3 separate regions of the Homo sapiens genome follow, and all the other regions are linked to region 2. Evidence: chromatin loops called from intact Hi-C (ENCODE). Cell type or tissue: Calu3. All regions are shown on one strand.

Region 1 (8,000 bases), 100 kb before region 2:
ACACTGCACTCCAGCCTGGGCAGCAGAGCGAGACTCTGTCTCAAACATACACACACACACACACACACACACACACACACACACACACAAACTGATCTCTGCCAGGCACAGTGGCTCATGCCTGTAATCCCAGCACTTTGGGAGGTGGAGGCGGGCTGAGGCAGGAGAATCGCTTGATCCTGGGAGGTAGAGGTTGCAGTGAGCTGAGATCGCACCATTGCACTCCAGCCTGGGCAACAGAGTGAGACTCTGTCTCAAAAAAAAAAAAAAACCCAAAAAAACAGCAACCAAAAAAACCTGATTTCATGGGGGCAAGATTCAAATGTCAACTTCAGTTTGAGATTAGGAGGCCCTGATTCATTAAACCGATAGTTATGTATTGGACCTACCATGAGTTGAATGCATGCATACAGTGTGGTGGGAAGGGTCTGTGAGCTCTGAGAGGCCAGAGTTTGAGAGTCTGGCGGTGCTTCTAGTCATAACAGACACATAATAGGACATAAAAGGAGTAGTATTTACCTACTAAGTTCCAGGCCTATGATAATGCTTTACACTCACTGGCTTGCCAAATAACTTATAAACTATACAAACTTTATTATCAGGAACTGTTATATTTAATAACTCAGGCAAAATATTCACATACTCTTACCAGTACTAATAGTCATTACCATGATTGATCTTTTAGGCTGTCTTTGACAAACAGAAATGGACAGTGTCGTACGGTTCCAGCATTTAACCTCTCCTCCACCTCAATCTTACTTCCCTACGTTTCTCTTTGCCTCTTCTTTCTCACTTAGTTTTGAATCAATTATACTTTGTCGATCTGTTAGCTGTCTTAGATCCTTTTAGGAGCAGCATACAAATAGAAAAATACAGTCTCCCATATCCCACAACCAAATATAACCACAATGAACATTTTTGTGTATTGCTTTCCGGTATTTTTCTCTGCATATTTATGTACATATTGAAGCCAGGTTGAAGACAGCCTGTAATTATGTCAGCCCTGTGTTCTGTTCCGTTAGCATTTCTCCATTTAAACCTGACTCTTTGAAGTCCAGTGCTGTCTCATGACTAGATAACACATTATTTGACTTTTCTGGAATTCTGGCTGTATCTAAGGGGATAGGTTTCCTGTCACTGAGCCTGACTGAACAATTCTGAGATTATCAACACTGCCATAGGGCCCCGAAAAAGCGTCTAATGAATGCAAAAGTTCAAAGCGGTTTTGTTCAGGTGTTATTTTTGGAGACACTTTCTCAGGCTTTTATGATGCAATCCACTTTGTGCCCCTCTCTTGCAGCAGCTGCGGCCAGGGAAAAAGCACTAAGTGGGCTTGCTCACTGGTCCTCAGGGGTGGGTACCCTGGGCAGGTCAGCCCAGAAGTCAGCTGCCTCCTCTCCAGGCCCTGCCTGGACAGCTGAGAGTCAAGCAGACAGTTATGTGCCATCCCTACCTCTTTTCTGTCTTCAGTAACTGGCAGCTTCATCCTGCCAGAGAGTTTGGAATGAGCTAGGACTTTCCCATCAGTCTGAACTCCTGGGTTTTCCCAGGCCTGGTGACTCAGAGGGTAAGGCACCGAGCCGAGGAAGAGAAAGGAGAACCTGGACTCCTGGGTGCCTTTGTCTCACCACACAATCACCTCCCAGGAAGGCTGTCATCCAATCACTCCTGTGGAATCTCTCTGCCACTTTGTTGTAAAGAAAGTCAGCCCCAGTGAAGGGTAAAAAGAAGTGCCAGAGGGCCTTGGGGACAAGCCATATACTGGTAGAAAGGGCACTGGGGCAGGGTCCGAACAGCTGAGAGTATGTCTAGCACCAGGATGAAAATCAGTAGTTCACAGAGCTGCTTTGTTTGACCTACTCCGTATTTTTTTAATGGTACATTTCACATAAAGACCTGTATATCTGGCTTCCCCACAAAAGTCAAGATCTGACAGCATCTGACTATATTTTCTCATGCAATATCTGAAGCTGGGTAGCAGCCAGCCCTGGATGGGGTGTTTCCTCTCCAGATTAACACAGAGCCTACCAACTTGTTAAATCTCACCTCATAGGACAATAGGCGCAAAAATATACTGAAATGAGTTGAAAAAATGGTAATACTTTTTTTTTTTGAGACAGAGTCTCACTCTGTCGCCCAGGCTGGAGTGCAGTGGCACGATCTTGGCTCACTGCAAGCTCTGCCTCCCAGGTTCATGCCATTCTCCTGCCTCAGCCTCCTGAGTAGCTGGGACTACAGGCACCCGCCACCATGCCCGGCTAATTTTTTTTTGTATTTTTAGTAGAGACAGGGTTTCACTGTGTTAGCCAGGATCATCTCGATCTCCTGACCTTGTGTTCCGCCCGTCTCGGCCTCCCAAAATGCTGGGATTACAGGCTTGAGCCACTGTGCCCGGTTTGGTGACACTTTTTTGATGAAAGTATTTTTTTTTAATTTAATTTTTTTGAGACAGATTCTTATTCTGTCATCCAGGCTGGATTGCAGTTAGCTCTCACTGCAACTTCCGCCTCCCGGGTTCAAGTGATTCTTGTGACTCAGCCTCCTGAGCAGCTGGGATTTTTTTATATTTTTAGCAGAGACGGGGTTTCGCCATGTTGGTAGACGGGTCTCCAACTCCTGGCTTCAAGTGATCTGCCTGCCTCGGCCTCCCAAACTGTTGGGATTACAGATGTGAGCCACCACACCCAGCCTCGATGAAAGTATTTTAGATGTTTGTATTTATACATAAGGCTCTATGTTTGAAGTACTAAATGGTGAGAGTATTTTGTATCTCAGATGGAATAACGATAGGAAAATGTTCTTCAGCAAATTGTACTCTCCTAAAGGGAGAGATTATAGAGTGATGAACACAGACACGCCATCTACCTTTCCTCCAGACTTTGTAAAAAAAAATTATATAAATTACAATCCCAAACTAGAATCAGATACCATCCCTGATCTACTACCAAGATCTATACACATTAAGAGAACAATGTTCGGGATTGAACCTGTTTTGCCTTTTTAATCGGAACACAAAAGGGATACCTTTTTCTTTCTCCAAGTTTTTGAAATTTTGGTCTCCCTCCTACATTCACTCCTTGTTGAAAGTAATGGAAAGGCAATTAGGTCTGTGTCCCAAATGAAAGCCCACAGTCAGGAGGGGATTCTCATTGAGGTGACTGTCCTGTTAAGACCTGCTCCTGTGAACCCCCAAGCACAGGGCAGAGCAGGACATGAACTAAGAGCCAGGCTTTGCCGAATCCGGGTCGAGTTCACCGACAGCAGTGTGTGCAGCACGCTTCCTCCTCTGCACCCTGGCAGTAGAGCCCTTCCTCATTGTAAAGCCAAGTGGTGTCTGCAGTCCGCCTTGCCCAGGGCTGGAGGCAGAGCTGAGCTTGGTGAACAGGTGCCAGGGGATTCCTGTCATCAGTGGACTATGCTTTAGAAGCTGCTTGTTGCAAAGGTACTGGTTGATCATTGTCTGAGAGTTGGATCTGAAGGCCAACACCCACTAGCAAAACCATCATCCCTGTAATAACAGCAACCCAAGCAGATTTGATTTCTCCAGTGAAGGTTCTAGATGAGTCTAATCAAGGCTTCCCACCCATCTTCTCCCAACACCAGAGTTTCCCTGTGAAAACGATCATGGTTAACTCGCACTGAATACTATTTATGTGCCAAGTACCATTCCACATTCTTTACATATTTTAGCTCACTTTACTCCAACGGGGACCATTATTCCCAGTTTGCACATAAGCAAATGGAGCCAGGGAAAGCAAGGGGCAGAACAGGGAACTGATTTCCCGGAGTTTCGGCCCAGAGTCAGTGTGCTTAGCCACCGCCAACACCAGCCCCAGAGCTCTAGGCTCCTGGAAGTCGTGCTCCCGAGTCCTTCCCCTTGCACAGTGGAGAGAACTCGATGTTGGAATGAAACCAGCTAATTCCAGTAGGGTGCTTCCGCTGTTGTGAGGAGCTGGGCAACTAGTAAGCTCACTGAGCCTCACTGTGCTCCACTATAAAACCAGGAGAGTGCGCAGCAGAGGAGAGGGTCTGGGTTTCAGAATAAGAAGCAGGTTTTCTTCCTGCTCAGCAAATCCTGGGTAATTGTATCATATCCCCTAACCCCTTAAACCTCAGCTAGAGAGGGCGCCAGTCTTAGCCCCAGGGAAGGCTTTCGTGTGCACATTGGAGACAAAGCCTGCCCAGCAGTGCCCGGCACAGAACTGGGGAGCTGTTGGGATAAGCATGGGGGTGGACTCTCCCTGGGACAGATCCTATCTCACAGCAGTTTGGAGAACTGTTGTATACACACGCAGGTGACACGAGGCAGAGCAGGATGTGAAACGAGCGCAGTGGTTTGCCAAACCCGCAGCAGGCTTAGGACGGAGTGGTGAGAACAGCCCCCTTCCTTTTCCTCAGCTTGACGGTCCCAGCCTTTCCCATTGCGGACCTAGAGCCCAGACTCCCAGGGCAGAAAGCGCCCCACAGACTGATAAAGGTGAACAATCCAGGCTTTGTTTCCAAGGGCTTTATCCCTGACTTTCCAACTGGCTTTTATCTGTGTCTTCACGTCTCTGACCTCTTGAGCCTCACAGGAGCTAGACTAGAAGGTTCAAGTTCTTGAGGAGAAGGCAGGGGCGGGAGAGCCCCACTTGCGGGAATCTCGTGCGGACCGAGTCGGGGCGGGAGAGGGCGCGCACCAGCCAGGCTAGGGCGCGCGGGGCGCCGAGGGGCGCGGGGCCGTTTGGGGCCGTTCGGGCCAGTTCGCGCGGCGGGGCCCGTCGGAGCTTTTCTCTCGGCAGCCTGGCTGGCCGCGCGTCTTCTCCGCGCAGCGGGCGAAGTCGCGATGGGTTCATTAAGGCGGCAGGTAGGCAGTGCCCCGGCGGCGGCTGCGGCAGGCGGTCCTGGAATGTGCGAGGGGCGTGATGACAGCGGCCAGCCTCTTTGCGCAACACCTTCGCCATATATACCCGGGGCGCTGCGCTCCACCTGGCCGCCGCCTCCAGCCCAGCACCTGCGGAGGGAGCGCTGGTGAGTACCGCCGCCGGGGCAGGGGCGCTTCCTCGCTCTTTCAAGGACTTTGATTCACTTAATTCTTGCAAATACCTCTCGGTGCTGACTTCAAGGAACTTGGCTGGCTTTGGGCCGCAGAAGTGAAAAACACAAAGCTCTCCACAATGTTCAAGTTGTTTTCTTCTTAATGTTACGGTTATTGCTTTTATTACAGCTTTTGCTGCTACACTCTTACGATCGACAGTGTTATTAATCAGCCACACTTGTGGATTCTAAAATGATCACTGTTTTGAGAGTCGTGGTTTGGAAGAGGAAAGGCCCAGGGGATAGAAATCTCCACCTAGGAATCAGGATAGCTAGGCTCTTTGTGGCTGGGTCACCAACTAGCCATGTGACAACGCTAGTCCCTGTGAGCCCCTGGGCTGCCGTCTTCCATTCTTTATAAGAAGGGGAATGCGACATCTCAGGACCATGAAAATTCTAGGTTTGTGGTGGCTGCCTGGTGATGTGACACTGCCCCCCACCCAAGTGTGACTTCCACGTGGTACAGTGCTTGTTTGCAGTTATTTAAGGTGCCTAGGAGACAGTCTTAGTTTGTTTCTATTAGGGCCCGTGGCCATCAGCGAAGGGTCCGTCCTTCAGCCGTCTTGGGGAGCAAAGCCCGCAATTTATGTTTTCCAAGCCACAAATGGGTGAGCAGGCTGGGGAGATAACTTACAAGGAGATGTGCACAGGAGTGGTTGGGTTCGGGGACTGCGCATCCTCAGGCCAGAAAGTTGGGGGCTGCATGGCATGGAGTTAGTTCAGGTTCCCTGCAACGGTGCCTGCCACCGGTGGCTCGCACTGCGCTGAAGAGAGTTGGAATCTCGTTTTCTTTGAGGAGGTCCCTTTTTCAAACATGTTGATTTCATGGAAGCAGCTTGTGGATTTCATCACTCGAGTCCCCTCTTCCTGTTTGGGTGCCCCAGGGGGTTTCTGTGTTAGCCCTGATCGCTCTGGGCCTTGTCGTTCTTTCCTTTTTCCTTCTTCCCTTGTGTGCTGGCAGTTCTTTAACTTGTCCTGGGTTGGGTATTCTTGGAAAACTGTGCTTGTAGGAGTGGCCGTTGTTTCAGATTGTTAAAGAAAAACAAAAATAAAAAAGATTGCCTCTTTTGTCCCATGCCCGCTGATCATGATCTTCTCTGCTTTTGTAATTTGGGGAATGGGTGATAAGAAAGGCGTGCTTTGTAAAAGGTTTGGATGCTAAACAAATTGCCCCATCCAAAACTCCCCAAATTGCTCAACTGTCTCAATGAAGCAAGTCCCCTGTGGTATGAGGATGGGCTTCTGATTGTTGCTGTTAGACACAAAGGGGACAAAAAAATAGCCCGAATTCAATGCAATGAGGAAAACAGCCTCACAGAATCAGAGTGCTTTGGAATAAACTGGGCTTTAGTAACCAGTTTCAGGCATCTTCCACTCCTCCATCCTCACCCACACCCCCACTTCCATTCTGGGGACCGCAGGGAGCAATCAGGACATCCCAGGGAATTTATTCATCTCAGTGAATTTTTAAAATGCAAAGGTACAAAAAGAGGGCTATAAAAAGATTGCGGTATTTTTAAGATGTTTATATTTACAAATTTAACTGCTTTAACCTCCCCCCCCAATACAATGCAGCACAACTGATATAGTTACAAGTTATTTACAGGATTTATTTTAAGATATCATAAATACAAATTGATAGTGCATGGTGAGGGTGTGGTTTGGTGATATGGCCCAAGTTTAAAGTTTATTAGTGTGCCACATCAAAAATGTAAACTCAAGTTATCTATCAATGTGAGGCCCAGGCCAATTGCTTCCTTGACTCCTCTCATCACTACCACCATTGTGTCCTTGAAGAGATTATTATTAGCAGTAATGTAGGGACAGGGTCTCACTATGTTGTCTAAGCTGGTCTCAAACTCACAGGTTCAAGGGACTCTCCCACTTTGGCCTCCCAAAGTGCTGGGATTATAGGTGTGAGCCACCACCCTTAGCCTATAGGGGTGATTATTTTTCCTTGTGATGGCTGTAAGGGAAGCAGAGGAAAAGGAGACGTCACCCTCTTGGGAATTTTTGAAGCACAGAGTCATTCTTTCAAAGTACAAGAAAGTTTTCCTGGGCATCCCGAGAACACTGGCCTGCATGAGGTTGAAATTATCTCTGCAGTGTTGTGGTGCCTATGTGATTTGAAGCCATTAACCTCTCTGTGGCTCAGTTTTTCCCTCTATAGAATGAGGATACTGTTCATTTTAAAGGAGACTCTAAGTTTACATAGATACATGAAATGCTGTGAGTAAATTTGTGCACCAATTTGCAAGTGCCAGGCACAAAGTCTTTAATAAACACTACTTGGCTACCATGTGCCCAGCACTGTCCTATGTGCTGGGGATACAATGGCCATACTCTAGTCCCTGTGCTTGTGAAGGCTGCCATTCTGATGGGAGACTGTGTGTCCATGTTCTGGTTCCTCACAGGACCACTGCCCTGGGCTTCCTCCTCTCCCCATTTCTTCAGATGGCCTTGACTGCTGCTCTGGGCACAAGGGGCCCAGGAACAGGTCTTGGTTGGAGAAGCCCAAACAATGCGAATGTAGGGGTTGGGTGACTGCCAGGTACCCTACATTCCCCTGCTTCCCAAGTCTGAGCCAAGTCAAGAAAGTTCCTCTCCTGGGTCTTCAAGAAAGAATAAGAGCTCTTTCTGGCAGTGGGTGCCCATGTGGTGCAGGAAGTGGAGCCAAGAGGGTGAGGCACACAGGCAACTCGGTTATAGAGGCCAGTGTGGCAGCGGGGGAGCCCCTCCCTGGGCTTTAGTAAAAAGCTTCCAAATGATGACTTCTCCCTTCCTCTGCTGCTTCTGGCAGGTGGCAAGAATGTGCTGGAGTGAGGCCTTGGGAAGGCTGGGAGAGAACAAGGCAGTGGTTGCGCCAGGGCTATGGGGGTAGGAGAAAGGCTTAGAGGGGCTCAGAGCTCCAGGGTACATTCTCT
Region 2 (8,000 bases):
GGTATTTTTTATTGATCAGTCAATGTTTTTGTTGAAATGCTTTAAAAAATAGTTGAATGGGCTGGGCACGGTGGCTCACGCCTGTAATCCCAGCACTTTGGGAGGCCAAGGCAGGCAGATCACGAGGACATGAATTGGAGACCAGCCTAACCAACATGGTGAAACCCTGTCTCTACTAAAAATACAAAATTTAGCTGGGTGTGGTGGCGTGCATCTGTAATCTCAGCTACTCAGGAGGCTGAGGCAGGAGAATCGCTTGAACCCGGGAGGCGGAGGTTGCAGTGAGCCGAGATCATGCTACTGCACTCCAGCTTGGGCGACAGAGTAAGACTCCATCTCAAAAAAAAAAAAAAAATAGTTGAATGGGCAAGGTGCGGTGGCTAACGCCTGTAATCCCAATACTTTGGGAGGCTGAGTCGGGCGGATCACTTGAGGTCAGGAGTTCAAGACCAGCACAGCCAACATGGTGAAACCCAGTCTCTACTAAAAATACAAAAATTAGCTTGGTGTGGTGGCAGGTGCCTGTAGTCCCAGCTACTCAGGAGGCTGAGGCAGGAGAATGGCATGAACCCCGGAGGCGGTGGTTGCAGTGAGCCGAGATAGCGCCACTGCACTCCAGCCTGGGCAATAGGGTGAGACTCCATCTCCGAAAAAAAAAAAAAAAAAAAAGTTGAATGTTTTAGAAAGAGTCCTAACAGCAAAGAAAAACATACTAGGCTTTGGTCATTATGTCTGTTTCTGAGGTAAATCAAGCTATTTATGTGTGGGTATTACCTAGTGTCAGCATGCTTTAATTACAGGTCCAGTGCCCCAGAGGACATACTCCTTGAGAACTACCAGCTAACATTTGTGGTTTTGTTTTGTTTTTGAGACAGAGTTTCACTCTTGTTGCCCAGGCAGGAGTGCAATGGAGCAATCTGGGCTCTCTGCAGCCTCTGCCTCCCAGCTTCAGGTGATTCTCCTGCCTCAGCCTCCCAAGCAGCTGGAATTACAGGCATGCACCACCATGCCCCGCTAATTTTTGTATTTTTAGTAGAGATGGGGTTTCACCATGTTGGTCAGATTGGTCTAAAACTCCTGATCTTAGGTGATCTGCCTGCCTTGGCCTCCCAAAGTGCTAGGCGTGAGCCACTGCGCCCAGCCCATTTGTGGAGTTTTAAACACTTTACATTGTGTTACCTCATTTGGTTATCTCAACTACAACAGGCAGTGGATGTACTACTATTTCTGCTATTTACGGAAGAGGGAACTGAGGCACAGATAGGCTCCTTCCTTTGCCCAAGGTCACATAGCTAGCTACTGGCAGGGCCAGAATCTTAGCAGTGTGCCTCCCACACCGATGCTGTTAACCACCGTCCTGCGCGGCTAGCCTTCTGAATGCAGGACAATTTAATGTGGCAAATGCCATGATGTGTCAACTATATATCACAGAGCATATAAACTCAGGAGGAAAATGAAGGTAGTTGGAGCTGAACGCAAAATGGATGGACAGCTCAACTGCAAGTCTTGACTATAAATCATTAATTTTTAAATACAACTGACTGGAAAAAATGCAAATCACAAAATGACAAAGCTCTCTAACTTATAGCAACAATCCTCACCCAAAGCTGCTGACGGGAGGCTCCTAACTCTCAAATACATTTCCTCTTTTTTACAGTCAGTCAGCACCCAGAGTTCATTATTAAGTTTGTTTCACAACGCCATGGCTGCTACATGCACCCATCCCTGTCTTCCCCCAGCTGTGGGGCAGGTCTCAGGACCTTGTGCACCAGCTCACTGGGGAGACACCAAATGGTAGAAACTTGGTCTCTGAGCAGCATCGCCTTTGCAGCAGCTTCTCCTCACCTCCTCCATGCCTCGATTTCCCTGCCCCATCATCCCATCAGCTTCACTGTACTGCTGGAGTAACTTCCTACTTAAAAATTATTGATAGGCCAGGCACAGTGGCTTATGCCTGTAGTCCCAGCACTTTGGGAGTCCAAGGCAGGTAGATCCCTTGAGGTCAGGAGTTCAAGACCAGCCTGGCCAACATGGCGAAAGCCCATCTCTACTAAAAGTACAAAAATCAGCTGGGGGTGGTGGCGTGCACCTGTAATTCCAGCTACTCAGGAGGCTGAGGCAGGAGAATCACTTGAATCCGAGAGATGGAGGTTGCAGTGAGCTGAGATTGTACCACTGTACTCCAGCCTGGGCGACAGTGAGACTCCGTCTCAACATAAATAAATAAATAAATAAATAAATAAATAAATAAGGTCAGTTGCAGTGGCTCACACCTGTAATCCCAGCACTTTGGGAGGCTGAGGTGGGTGGATCACCTGAGGTCAGGAGTTCGAGACCAGCCTGACCAACACAGAGAAACCCTGTCTCTACTAAAAACACAAAATTAGCCAGGCGTGGTGGCGCATGCCTGTATTCCCAGCTACTCGGGAGGCTGAGGCAGAAGAATCACTTGAACCCAGGAGGTGGAGGTTGTGGCGAGCTGAGATTGCACCATTGCACTCCAGCCTGGGCAACAAGAGCGAAAGTCAATCTCAAAAATATATAAAATAAATAAATAAATAAATATAAAAATTATTGACAACTTTTTTTTTTTTTTTGACACAGGGTCTCACTCTGTTGCCCAGGCTGGAGCGTGGTGGTGCAATTTCAGCTCACTGCAACCTCCGTCTCCGGGGTTCAAGCGATTCTCATGCCTTGGCTTCCCAAGTAGCTGGGATTACAGGAGTGAACCACCATACCCGTCCCATATTTCAACTCTTAACATTAGTTCTAACAGGGCTGGCAGGTACCACTGTCGGGGCACATTTTGGAAATGTGTGGAGTTTTTTTCTTTTTCTTTTTTTTTATACTTTTCGGCCCTTACTACTCAAAGTATGCTCTTACTAAACAGCAGTGTGGGCATCATCTAGGAGCTTGCTAGAAATGCCAAATCTCAGGGCTTACCTACTGAACCAAAATCTACTGAACTAGAATCTGCATTTAATAAGAATGCTGGATGATTCATATGCACATTAAAATTTATAAGCACTGGGCTAGAATGTACTTATTGAAATCAATATTATTTTATTACAATTAGTTTCTTTTTATTTCCCCTTTATATTGCTGTTAGGGCCCTATATTGATTTTTAAAAATGTGTGTAGATGGGTTAATTATCATGAATTTCATTTCAAGGTACTAAAAAATATGTTTCAAAATATTTCCTATGTGAGAGGCAATGGGTTTGAGGCAGATGACAATCACTGTTTTAAAGTATTGTGATGCTGAAAAGAAGTTCGAAATTCTGCTGCCCTACATCTATTCTTAATCTTTTTTTTTAACTTCTACTTTTTTAGAGACTGGGTCTCATTCTATTGCCCAGGCTGGAGTGCCATGGTGTGATCATAGCTCACTGCAGCCTTGAACTTCTGGGTGCAAAAAATTCTCCTGCCTCAGCCTCCCTAGTAGCCAGGACTGCAGGCATGTGCAATGACACCTGGCTAATTTTTATTTTATTTTATTTTATTTTATTTTATTTTAGAAATGGGGTCTCGCTATGTTGCCCAGGTTGGTCTCAAACCCCTGAGCTCAAGTGATCCTCCCTCCTGGGCCTGTCAAAATGTTGGAATTATAGCAGTAAGCCACTGCGTCTGGTCTCCTGGTCTTTATTTCTTTATTTGGGCAAGCTACTTCGCCTCTCTGCCTCAGTTTCCTCATCTGTAAAGTAAAGGGCATAGAATTAAATAATTTTTATGATTGATCCTATCCAGACATAGCCTTCTTTAGGCTGGTCAAGCAGGAAGTAGGTATGTGCTGGAGAAAGCAATTGAAAAAGTTTGAGAAAATGACGAAAATGTATGAAAGAACTATGGGGATATAGGAAGAGCAAAACATCACAGGACAGGAGAGACACGGAGACAAGAATGTGGAGAGACTGATAATGAAGGCATGGAGACAGAAAAAAGAGATGACTTCTGATCAAAGCAATTCCACCCGCCCATGAATTTTCATGGCTACCAGCTGGCATAAAATCACAAAGACAAATTTCAGCTCCTCTAACGGAACTGCATTTGTAATAATCATCACAATATTTCTACAGAGTAAAAATGACAAAGACAATTTGAAATGGAAAACACTGACAAGATGCAAAATAAATGACTATACCTGGCAACAAATTTAAGGATGGGACAGAATTTGCATGAGTGAAGTTTATTAACCAGCAGACTATGGGGCATCAAGCCTGGAAGGTTTTGATGGGTCCTTGTTAACCTCCTCAGGTAAATCAGAGAGAAATGATTTCGCATTAGCTTCTTGCAACAGTGACTTCCTTCTCACCGTGGAAGAGACGCTGACGTGCACCCCTTTCACTTTCCATTATCTGCTACAGAAATAACAGCTACGCAAATGCTCCAATGCCATGTCCAGTCCTAATCTACCCATTTGTAAATGTCTCTGTTTGCCTTCATGAGTTATTATACCCTTTTGTAGCCGTCCGAGATGGTAAAAAATCAGTTTTCTTGTCTCTTGAGAGACCGGAGTCGTCTGTGGGTGTGAGTACCTACTATGCATGAGTTATCACAAATGACACGACTGGGGCCTTCCTCTTACTCAGCTTATGGTCTAATAGAGGAGTAAATGTAAGAGCTAACATTTATTGAGAAGGTTTTATATGCCAGATAAATATAACAGCTAACGTTTAACTACAGCCGTCATTTTGGTAAGTATCTTACGTGCATTTTTTTTCACTTAATATTTTTTTCATTTTATGTTCCTAGGAAGTAGCTACTCTCATAACCTCATTGTATTGATGAGAAATTTGGGGATCAGGAAGGTTAAATAACTTGCCATGAGTCATACAGCTAATGAGTAGCCAAGCCTGGACTCTAAGCCCAAACAGAAGCAAGCAGGGCTCCCTTGTCCTTAACTATTCTATACTGGCTCAGAAAAATAACAATGATTAGTGGAAACCATGCTCAGCTAAATGCCCACTTTACGATTCCTGCTCAGTCCCTCCCTCTGAGTCCGTGTGGCCGAGGATTTTTATTCATTACGAGTGTTTGTTTATCCTCTTACACATCTGATTGCTTGACTGAAATGAAAGGGAAGACTTCATGCTGCCAGGAGCTTTGGCGCTGTGTTTTCAGGCACACAGAGGCAGAATTCTGACAGATAAATTTTCAATGGAAGAAATTGTATTAGGTCAGTTTCTTAGGCTTTTTAAAGAAAGTCCTTATTTTGAGGCTGGGTGCAGTGGCCCACGCCTGTAATCCCAGCACTTCAGGAGGATGAGGCAGCCAGATCACCTGAGGTCAGGAATTCGAGACCAGCCTGGCCAACATGGTGAAACCCCGTCTCTACTAAAAATACAAAAATTAGCCGGGTGTGGTGGCGCACACCTGTAGTCCCAGCTACTCGGGAGGGTGAGACAGGAGAATTGCTTGAACCCAGAAGGCAGAGGTTGCAGTGAGCTGAGATCACACCACTGCACTCCAGCCTGGGCGACAGAACGAGACTCCATCTCAAAAAAAACAAAATAAAATAAAAAATAAAATCCTTATTTTGAAAAATACAATAGTAACTTTGTGGCCTCCCACCGGCCAGGAATTTCATACACCTCTAGAAGGATTCCCACCCTGTGAAGACCACCCTAGGGATAGGAGATAGCATGACCAACAGCACCAGGAGGGAAAACACAATTTTTCCAGTAGACCAAAAAAAAAAAAAAAAAAAAAAATCCCTGCTTTTTTTTTTTTTAATATATTGCTTTCGCTTTTTATAAATCTTTACCTGAGACAGACTGGAAATACTGCACAGTCCAGGCGATCAATATGGATAGCAGAAAGGTTCCCAGAAAGTAGATCTGCAAACATCAGAAGCACGCATTAGTGACTGACAAAGGGCAGGGGCCACAAGGGTGGGGCCGGTGGGACATGAAACCTACCAGGGCTGAGTGCAGGATAGCACCCCAGAGAAGCCGCAAGTGCAGGTAAAGCCAGGCCAAGGAGCAGGGGCTGAAGGACTCCTCGTTACTGTGGCTCCAGCACCTGCAGACAAAGCCCAGGGCATCTTGACGTGTCAGCCAACTTTGGTGGCACGACTCAGGACTGGCATTTTCAGATCCACAAACCTACATTCTTCTGCTTTTGGACAAATGAGCACACTCAACTGACAAAGATGAGAGACAAAGAAATAAAGCCAGTGGCCAAATAAGTGGTTTGGCCTGATCTGAAATTCTAGAATCCCAGTAGAAATTTTAGAAAAAGGTCAGTTTTGTGCTTAATTAAGAGTCAAGTCTGTTCTGCTGTGATGACAGCAAAAACTTAAAAATAAATAAAATAAAAGTCAAGCAAGACGCTGAAGAACAGGACCCACTAGAACAGTATTTCTGTTTAAAGCACAGATGTAGGAATGCCTCATCTTTCAAAAAAGCATTGGCTATTTACGCAGGGCATGGTGGCTCACACCCGTAATCCCAGCACTTAGGGAGGCTGAGGCAGGTGGATTACTTGAGGCCAGGAGTTCGAGACCAGCCTAGCCATCATGGTGAAACCCTGTCTCTATTAAAAACACAAAAATTAGCCTGGTGTGACAGTGCACACCTGTAATCCCAGCTACTTAGGAGGCTGAGGCATGAGAATCACTTGAACCCAAGAAGTGGAGGTTGCAGTGAGCTGAGATCGCACCACTGCACTCCAGCCTGGGTGACAAAGCAAGGCCCTGTCTCAAAATAAACAAACAAGAGACAAGCATAGGCTAATCGGATTGTTATTCTTTCCATTCTCGTGGAAATTTCTGGTCAGCCCTTGAACTTCCGATCAAGTACCTTCTATATCTTAAACTTCAGATATTAGAAAAGAGAAATACACTCGGGTCTGGCTGAATGTTTTCTAGTAGAAGAAAATCCTGGGCTTTTTCTTTCTTTTCTTTCTTTTTTTTTTTTTTCTTTTAGTAGAGATAAGGTTCTGCCAGGTTGGCCAGGCTGGTCTCGAACCCTTGACCTCAAGTGATCTGCCCGCCTCAGCCTCCCAAAGTGCTGGGATTACAAGTATGAGCCACGGTGCCCTGCTTTTTGTTTTTGTTTTTTAAATAACAATTTACATTACAATATAAGGGTAAAGCTAACTTTAACCAAGAAGCGAACATCATCTACTTGGGTTCCCTCAGATTCCACAGTTCTAGAGGCTCTGAGCTCACCTTTCGTACAGTTCCTGGAGAATGGAGATGTTATTAGAATGGAGAGTTGAGTCAATTTCCAAGAAATCCAAGATATGGTGTGGGATTATCGTACCTTCCTCGATTAGCAGGGCCAGGTTAAAAAATCCCTAAAAACAAGCCACAAACCAAACTCATCAAATCCTTGAAATAAAACCTAGACACACACTCTTCATCAGAATGTAAATGTTTACAACCTCTAAAATTTTTTTTAAGTCTCTAGAGCCAGATGGTTTTGTCATCTTCATTGATGAATTGTTTCCCTAAATATATGCATCTGAGAAATTTATTTGCAGGAGAACCAGGAGGCTTTCAGAAGCTGCTGTGTCCCATCTGCTCCGAAGCCAGTCAACCGGGAGATCCGTCCTTTCTCGCTCACTCTCTCAGAATAGAACTTACTGGAAAACGTGCCCTTGTATCATAAACGAAACAAGAATACTGAGTCGAATACCATGTCCATTGCCTACAGACTATGCCCTCAGTTGCCATAGCCCTGTTGGAAATCTGACAAAATATTTCTGTGGCTAGGGCGGCTTCCAATGACTGACAACCCAAGGCGGTGCCTCCCTTGCACGGGATCACCTAAGGGCACTCATCTCAACTTTCCTAGGCTGGTGCAGAAACCTCTTCTCATGACTCCTCTTGGCACAGATTCCCACTATGGTATATTTTCCTACCTCTTCCTCTGACACCTTGTTCTTGATCCTTAGAGGTAAGACCTGTCTTATTGGGCTGTACGGATCCAATAAAATAAACACAGTTAGAGGGCCCGACCAAAGACATGCTTCATAAAGGATGGGTACTATTACAC
Region 3 (8,000 bases), 230 kb before region 2:
TAAGCTGGAAATCATGTCTGAGAGAAGGATAAAAATGGCATGTAATTTCCTCTCCACTCCTAATTCCTAAATTCTATGTGCATGATTACCATCGCCCTTGTTTCTAGCACAGAACTTCCCTTTAAAATTGATCACAGCTTGACTTCTTTCTTTTCTCCTCCTTGTGTAGTTGTGGCTTCTATATTTTATCATTAAAGCTCTTTTCAAAACTGCTATGCGCTGCTTCTTTGAGCTCTTCTGCTCTCATTGTTCCGCAGCATCTCTTGGAATCAATTTCCTCTTGTTTCTTCCTAGTTGCACTATTTCACCTGACTCCTATTGGCACACGGATTCATTTCACCTGGCCAAAGTCAATTTCACTCATACACACACCCCTTTCAACTCTCTTCTTGCCAAATTTTCTGATTCCAAACCTACCGGTGGTGCCCTTTCTTTTCTCTGTGGCTTTTGTTTTTTTTTTTTGTTTTTTTTTTTTTGCATGGGCTCAGACTCTGGCATTAAAAAAGTTACTAGACTTTATTTATGTAGTACAGTATTAGATTTACAGAATAATTGAGCAGATAGTACAGAGTTCAACATGCCCTCCCCACCTCCCCTGCAGCTCCTAACCGTTTCTTCCATTATTAACATCTTCCATTAATGTGGTACATTTGTTACACTTAATGAACCAATACTGATACATGAATAACTACAGCTCATAGTTTACACGAGGTTCACTCTTTATGTTGCATGGCTCTGTGGGTCTTGACAAATGCAATATGACATGTATCTGTCACTACTGTGTCATACAGAATGGTTTTACCTCCCTAAAAACCCCTCAGACCACAGCTCTTAAGAGGCTTTTTTTTTCTTCCTGGCACTTCATCTCCATCTGACAATACAATTTAGTTTTTGTTTGTTTCTTTATTGTCTATCTTCCCCATATCTCAACCTTTTCTAGACTGTAAGCTCCATGAAAGTGAAGACCTTTTAAAACAAATCTATTTTGTTCATTGTTGTATCCCCAGCTCCTAGAACACTCAAATTTAGTGAATGAATGAATGCATGAATGAATCGATAATGATTTAATGCCCATTTAGAGCTCGAGTGAATTGATCATTGATCCTTGTGCCCTCTTAGTTGTTGAAGAAGGCATCGTTGCACAATGTCTTAGTGTATATGAAAACATTTCTGCCAGCCTGGCCAACATTGTGAAACCTCATCTCTACTAAAAATACAAAAATTAGCCAGTTGTGGGTGGTGTGCACCTGTAGTCCCAGCTACTTGGGAGGCTGAGGCACGAGAATTGCTTAAACCCAGGAAGCACAGGTTGCAGTGAACCAAGATTGCGCCACCACACTTCAGCCTGGGCGACAGAGCAAGACTCCATCTCAAGAAAAGAAAAGAAAAGAAAAGAAAAGAGAGGAGAGGAGAGGAGAGGAGAGGAGAGGAGAGGAGAGGAGAGGAGAGGAGAGGAGAGGAGAGGAGAAGAAAAGAAAAGAAAAGAAACGAAAACAAAAAAAAACATTCCTGCATCCCTACCTATCTGAAAATGGTCAGCTGGCCCTGATGGAGCCAGAAGGCCCTGCTGCAGCTAGAGCCATGTCATTTGAGGGGTCTGGCAGCTCTGGGGAGATGTCCAGCAGACTCATGTGATATTTGTCCAGAGCTTTATCCTCTAGACTACTGTTTCTCAAACTTTAAAAAATTATCATTCCCCTGAGGACCCTTATTGTTTTTCCTGAATACCCACCCCCCTTATGAAATTTTAACACCACAGATGATACACCTTCAATCTGCTTATGGACCGTACGCCTATCTGTGCTTTCTATATAAAAAGAGTAAAAGGTTTTTTGCCCCCTTGGAGAGATGTCACCCTCTTTGAGGGGTTGCATACTCCCAATATTCTTCTTGATGACTTAAAGAGTGTGATACCCTACCTTGTTTTAACCTGAGTGACTCTCTCCTAGCAGAGAGAGAGCCGGACAGACTCCATTTTAGTTTCTTCGCCTGCAGCCCCCTTTCACCTCCCTCCCTTAAGGCATAACTAGTGTAAACTGACTCAAAGCACGTCCAGGAATGCACCTACTGATAAGATATTGAGGCAAACTGCACCAGCAGCTCCTGGGGATGCGCGCGGTGGATGGCACCCAAAACCCCTGCATTTATCTCTTTGTGATAGTTTAAGCCCCTGCACCTGGAACTGTTTATTTTTTTGTAACTGCATTTGTAACCAATTAATTTTTTTAACTTTTTGCCAGTTCTGCTTCTGTAAAAATTGCTTCAGCTAAAATCCCCACTCCCCTATTTAGACCACAGTATAGAAACAAAACTAGTCCCTTCCTCGGGGCTGAGAATTTTGAGCGTTAGCTGCCTCTCGGTCGCCGGCTAATGAAGGACTCTCTAATCTGTCTCAAAGTGTGGTATTTCTCTGTAACTCGCTTGGTCACAACAAGAGGAGGGCAGGAAAGGTATACTGATTTGACCCTCAGATGAAACAACATTGAGAGGGATGGGGGACATAACAGATGATGAAATGCAGATTCAAAACTCTTTGGGGCTGGTTGCGGTGGCTCACACCTATAATTCCAGCACTCTGGGAGGCCGAGGCAGGTGAATCACCTGAGGTCAAGAGTTTGAGACCAGCCTGGCCAACATGGTGAAACCCGGTCTCTACAAAAAATACAATAAATTAGCTGGGCATGGTGGCAGGCTCCTGTAATCCCAGCTACTTGGGAAGCTGAGGCAGGAGAATCGCTTGAACCCAGGAGATAGAGGATCTGGGTAGCCAAGATCATGCCATTGCATTCCAGCCTGGGCAACAGAGCGAGACTCTGTCTCAACTAAAAAACAAAAACAATAACAAAACAAAACAAAACAAAAACTCTTTGGGATCATTAGATTCTATTTTAACCAATCAATTTTAAATGTAAACTCTTTCTTTTTCTTTTTTTTTTTTTTTTGAAACAAGGTCTCGCTCTGCTGCCCAGGCTGGAGTGCAGTGGCGCAATCTTGGCTCACTGCAACCTCTGCCTCCTGGGTTCAAGTGATTCTCCTGCCTCAGCCTCCTGCATGGCTGGGATTACAGGCACAGCCACCACACCCAGCTAATTTTTGTATTTTTAGTAGAGATGGGGTTTCGCCATGTTGGCCAGGCTGGTCTCAAACTCCTGGCCTCAAGTGATCTGCCCGCCTCGGCCTCCCAAAGTGCTGGGATTACAGGCGTGAGCCACTGCACCTAGCCTTAAATGTAAACTCTTGTACCCAAGTTCAAAAATTCAGCTGCATGGGTAGGCTGGGGAAACCAGCCTGATTGCCTGCATTAATTGAACAAAAGTTTTTCTTTCTTGGGAAGTGGTAGATTCCTCATGTTGCCTGGTGGATGGGCTGCCTATGGAGAAACCTGTTGTGCCCTGGGACTGGCATTTAAAAGGAGATCCTCTAGAAGTCTGAACATAAGAAAGATCTCTCCAGAAACGGAATGGGGAGACTAACAGGAGACATAATAGCTGTGTCCAGGTGTCCCAAGTACTGAGGTTTGGAGCAGGAAGGCGACTTCTTTGGCATAATTCATGAGGCATGCTATGGGTCAAATTGTGTACCCCAACAAGATGTTGAAGTCCTGGGCTAGGTGCAGTGGCTCATGCCTGTAATCCCAGCACTTTGGGAGCCTGAGGCAGGTGGATCACTTGAGGTCAGACCAGCCTACCCAACATGGTGAAGCACTGTCTCTACCAAAAATACAAAAAATTAGCCGGGTGTGGTGGCTCATGCCTGTGGTCCCAGCTACTCAGGAGACCGAGGTGGAGGATTGCTTGAGCCCAGAAGTCAGAGGTTGCAGTGAATCAAGATCATGCCACTGCACTCCAGCCTGGGTAACAGAATGAAACCCTGTCTCAAGAAAAAAAAAAAAAAAGAAAGATATTGAAGTCCTAACTCCCCACTGCCTGTAAATGTGATCTAATTTGAAATAGGGTCTTGCCGATGATTAAGATGAGGTCACTAAAGGGGGTCCTAATCTAATATGACTAGTGCCCTCATAAAGGGGGGAAATTCAGATACTGGGACAGATAAGACAGTCAAGATAGAGGGAAGATGCTACGAAGCCACAGGGAAAAGGAATGTCATCTACAAAGAGTGTCTGAGGTTACCAGAAACTGGGAGAAAGGCCTGGAACAGATTCTCCTTCACAGTCTTCAGAAGGAACCAACCCTGCTAACACCTTGATTTTGAACTTTTTAGCCTCCAGAACTGAGACGATGCATTTGTGTTGTTTAAGCCACCCAGTTGGTTGTCCTTTGTCATAGCAGTCCTAGCAAACGAATATAGGATCTAAGCAGTGTCAAAAGGTGAAGGTTTCAAGGAAGCAGCTTTTAGTTTAATAAAGGCTAGGAGTGGGGTGGGCACAAGAGGATAGGGGAGGAATCCACAGCAGCTGGCTGCTTACAGTGTGCTCATGCTTTCATCCTCAGCAAGGGCCCCACAGACGGGGATACTGACACCTCCATTTCACTCATTAGGAAAGGAAGTCTCAGAGAGAAAGCAGCTTGCTCAAGGTCACACCACTAGTAAATGTCAGAGTCAGCCTTCCAATCGATACTGGTCCCAGTCCAAAGGAATGATTACTCACCCTTCTCAATGAAATTGGACAAGGTCCCAGTCATCTCACTATCTTGTGGATTCTGCTTTGCTCCAGCAGGAGCACCCTGACCTGCAGTTGTACTAAGCGCTTAAGACTGTGGGGTGGACTGGGCACAGTAGCTCACACTTATAATCCCAGCACTTTGGGGGGCTAAGGTGGCCGGATCACTTGAGGTCAGGAGTTTGAGACCAGCCTATTCACCAACATGGTGAAACCCCGTCTGTACTAAAAATACAAAAATTAGCCGGGTGTGGTGGCGCACCTCTTGAAACTCCAGCTACTTACTTGGGAGGCTGAGGTGGGAGGATCGCTTGAACCCAGGAGGCAGAGGTTGCAGTGAACTGAGATCGCACCACTGTACTTCAGCGTGGGTGACAGAGTGAGGCTCTGTCTCAAAACAAAACAAAACAACAAGACTATGGGGCGGACCAGGCACGGTGGCTGATACCTGTAATCCTAGCACTTTGGGAGGCCAAGGCAGGCAGACTGCTTGAGCCCAGGAGTTTGAGACCAGCCTGGGCGACATAGTGAGACCTCAAAAAAAAAAAAAACAACAAAAATGAGGTGGGAGGACGGCTTGAGCCCAGGAGGTCGAGGCTGTAGTGAGCCGTGATTGCACCACTGCACCCCAGCCTGGGTGACAGAATGAGACCCTGCCTCAAAATAATAAGAATAATAAAAAAGACTGTGGAGCATGGTAGTTTAGATTATGGCTTGGGATCCTGACTGCCTGAGTTTGAAGCTTGCTCTGCTTCTCGCACACTTTCTGCCTTTGAACAAAGTGGCTCAACCTGTCTGTGCCTCCGTCTCCTTCACCCTAAAATGAGGATTATGAGGACAGCATTCACCCCATGGAGTTCTCCTGTGCATTAAATACATTCTCTCAGGTAAAGTATTTACAAGAGCACTAGCTGTTACTATTATTTCTTTTGAGGGCATCTCACACACTTCAGCTGGCTCCTGACTTGAGCTCAGCTCACAGGACTGTATTTCCCACATTTAACAATAATGAAGACAAACTGGAGGCCTGGAGAAAAATGCAAAAAATCTTATTAGAAGGAAAGGGCACTTGAAGAGTCAGGATTCACATAAAAAGAAATAGCTCTTGTTTATTTTCTCCCTGGGGAAGATTTTGTCTTGGGCTTTCAGGAGGAACCTATGGTAATTTACAGCCCTAGTTGCTGGTAAATCCTTAAAGGACTATTGTCTTCAGTCAGCTGGTTTCCAGAAGATACAAATAAAGAAAACATCCCCAGGATGATAGAGCCCTGTGTGCCTTTTATTTGCGTTGCTTCTTTGGCTCTGTGGCAGGCAGGCCTGAGTCAGTAGGCAATATTTAATTTGATATAAGCACCCGGAAGGACCTTAACATTTACAGAGAGAATTATTCCAAATGGTCTTAGCAGGAGGAACACTGAAACAGTGATGACTGAAACTTTTTCTTTTTTTTCCCAGAGGCTCAGGAAGCAGCAGCTGTAATTCTGAAGCTCACCCTTGGCCATGGTGTTTTGTTTGTTTGTTTGTTTGTTTATTTGTTTGTTTTGAGTCTCTGGCTTTGTCACCCAGGCTGGAGGGCAGTGGCGCGATCTCGGCTCACAGCAACCTTTGCCTCCTGGGTTCAAGTGATTCTCGTGCCTCAGCCTCCGAGTAGCTGGGATTATAGGTGCCTGCCACCACACCCAGCTAATTTTTTGTATTTTCAGTAGAGTTTGGGTTTCACCATGTTGGCCAGAGAGCTGGTCTGGAATTCCTGACCTCAAATGATCTGCCCGCCTCGGCCTCCCAAAGCGCTGGGATTACAGGGGTGAGCCACCGCGCCCAGCAGGCCATGGTGTTTTCTCTCATTTTCAATGGGCCTGGGAATCTGCTCGCCAACCCTCATATGGCCATCCCTCTCTCCTCCTCAGCTCCAGCCCAAACAGCCTTCTCTGAGCTCCTTCAACACACAGTGTCCACATTACCCGGCGAACACTCAGCCTTGTGTGATAGTGGAGTCAGGAAGACCTGGGTTTCACTAAGGATGAGCTACAGAAGCTGTGCCCCAGTTTTGTCATCTAAAAAAGAGAACAGTGCCGGGCGTGATGGCTCACGCCTGTAATCCCAGCACTTTGGGAGGCCAAGGAGGGCAGATCACTTGAGTTTAGGAGTTGGAGACCAGCCTGGCCAACATGGTGAAATCCCATCTCTACCAAAAATTACAAAAATTAGCCGAGTGTGATGACAGGCGCCTGTAATCCCAGCTACTCAGTGAGCTGCACGCCAGCCTGGGCAACAGAGCGACACTTCGTCTCAAATAAATACATAAATAAGAGAACAGTAAGATCAGATGGTTTTGCCCTATCAACTTGCCCCTCCTCTTTAAGGGAGGATGACTTTGGAAAGGGACCCGGGAGGCCTATGGTCAGAAGACTGCCCTATGGCCAGAAGACTGCCCTGGAGGTGTGGGGTATGCCAGGAGCCCTTCCTGCCTGCGGGCAGCCTGCTGAGTGCAATGTGTTTTGGAGACCAATGCAGGTAGTGAAATAAGCACTGGTGGGAAAAGGGAAAGATCCGGGCATCTACTGTGTCATTTTGGGCTACTGGCATACTCAACTATAAAATAGGTGAGTTGGACAAGGTCGATTTTTTTTTTTTTTTGCAATAAAACTGTAAACTCGAAATAAAATCCTAAGCCCTCACCAACTGAACGGACCCCCTCTTAGCCAAGAGGACCCTAGAAAAAAATTGTTTTTTCTTTTTCCTTTTCTTTTTTTCTTTTTTTTTTTTTTTTTGAGATGGAGTCTCACTCTGTCACCCAGGCTGGAGTGCAGTGGAGCCCTCTTGGCTCACTGCAACCTCCACCTCCCGGGTTCAAGCGATTCTCCTGCCTCAGCCTCCCAGGTAGCTGGGACTACAGGTGCGTGCCACCATGCCTGGCTAATTTTTTGTATTTTTAGTAGAAACAGGGTTTCACCATGTTAGCCAGGAGGGTCTCGATCTCCTGACCTCATGATCCACCTGCCCCAGCCTCCCAAAGTGCAGGGATTACAGGTGTAAGCCACCGTGCCCGGCTAGAAAAATCTTAAAAACCCAGCCAGGTGCAGTGGCTCATGCCTATAATTCCAGCACTTTGGGAGGCCAAGGTGGTCAGGAGTTCTAGGCCAGCCTGGCCAACACAATGAAACCCTGTCTCTACTAAAAATACAAGTTAGCTGGGCATGATGGCACACACCCTATAGTCCCAGCTACTCGGGAGGCTGAGGCGGGAGGATCGCCTGAACCCGGTAGGTGGAGGTTGCAGTGAGCTGCGATCACACCACTTGCACTCCAGCCTGGGCGAAAGAGCAACACTCTGTCTCAAAAAAAAAAAAAAAAAAAAAAAAAGAATTAAAAAATCTTA

Evidence for each region. Peaks named below come from ENCODE experiments on the same cell type or tissue, not always from the same donor. Only the 100,000 strongest peaks of a DNase experiment are listed, where the experiment ranks them.
Region 1: it touches region 2 in a loop (2.1-fold over the local background); 4 of 110 quality-filtered maps call a loop at or near these places.
Region 3: it touches region 2 in a loop (3-fold over the local background); 6 of 110 quality-filtered maps call a loop at or near these places.

The regions. Positions count from the first base shown.
Region 1 is chr4:25,650,881-25,658,880 of GRCh38, forward strand. SLC34A2 (solute carrier family 34 member 2) reads left to right here and starts at 4,971. Exons shown (of 13, transcript NM_006424.3): 1 at 4,971-5,010. RefSeq lists an enhancer at 4,421-5,334. In Calu3, no CTCF peak of the experiment used is centred here; DNase peaks (open chromatin) are centred at 1,601 and 4,931.
Region 2 is chr4:25,751,770-25,759,769 of GRCh38, forward strand. SEL1L3 (SEL1L family member 3) reads right to left here. Exons shown (of 24, transcript NM_015187.5): 21 at 7,172-7,299; 22 at 5,919-6,021; 23 at 5,765-5,837. Among named protein-coding and RNA genes, the nearest start is that of SLC34A2, 100 kb to the left of the region's middle. In Calu3, no CTCF peak of the experiment used is centred here; a DNase peak (open chromatin) is centred at 4,882.
Region 3 is chr4:25,518,993-25,526,992 of GRCh38, forward strand. No RefSeq gene overlaps it. Among named protein-coding and RNA genes, the nearest start is that of SLC34A2, 130 kb to the right of the region's middle. RefSeq lists an enhancer at 6,447-6,947. In Calu3, no CTCF peak of the experiment used is centred here; a DNase peak (open chromatin) is centred at 4,599.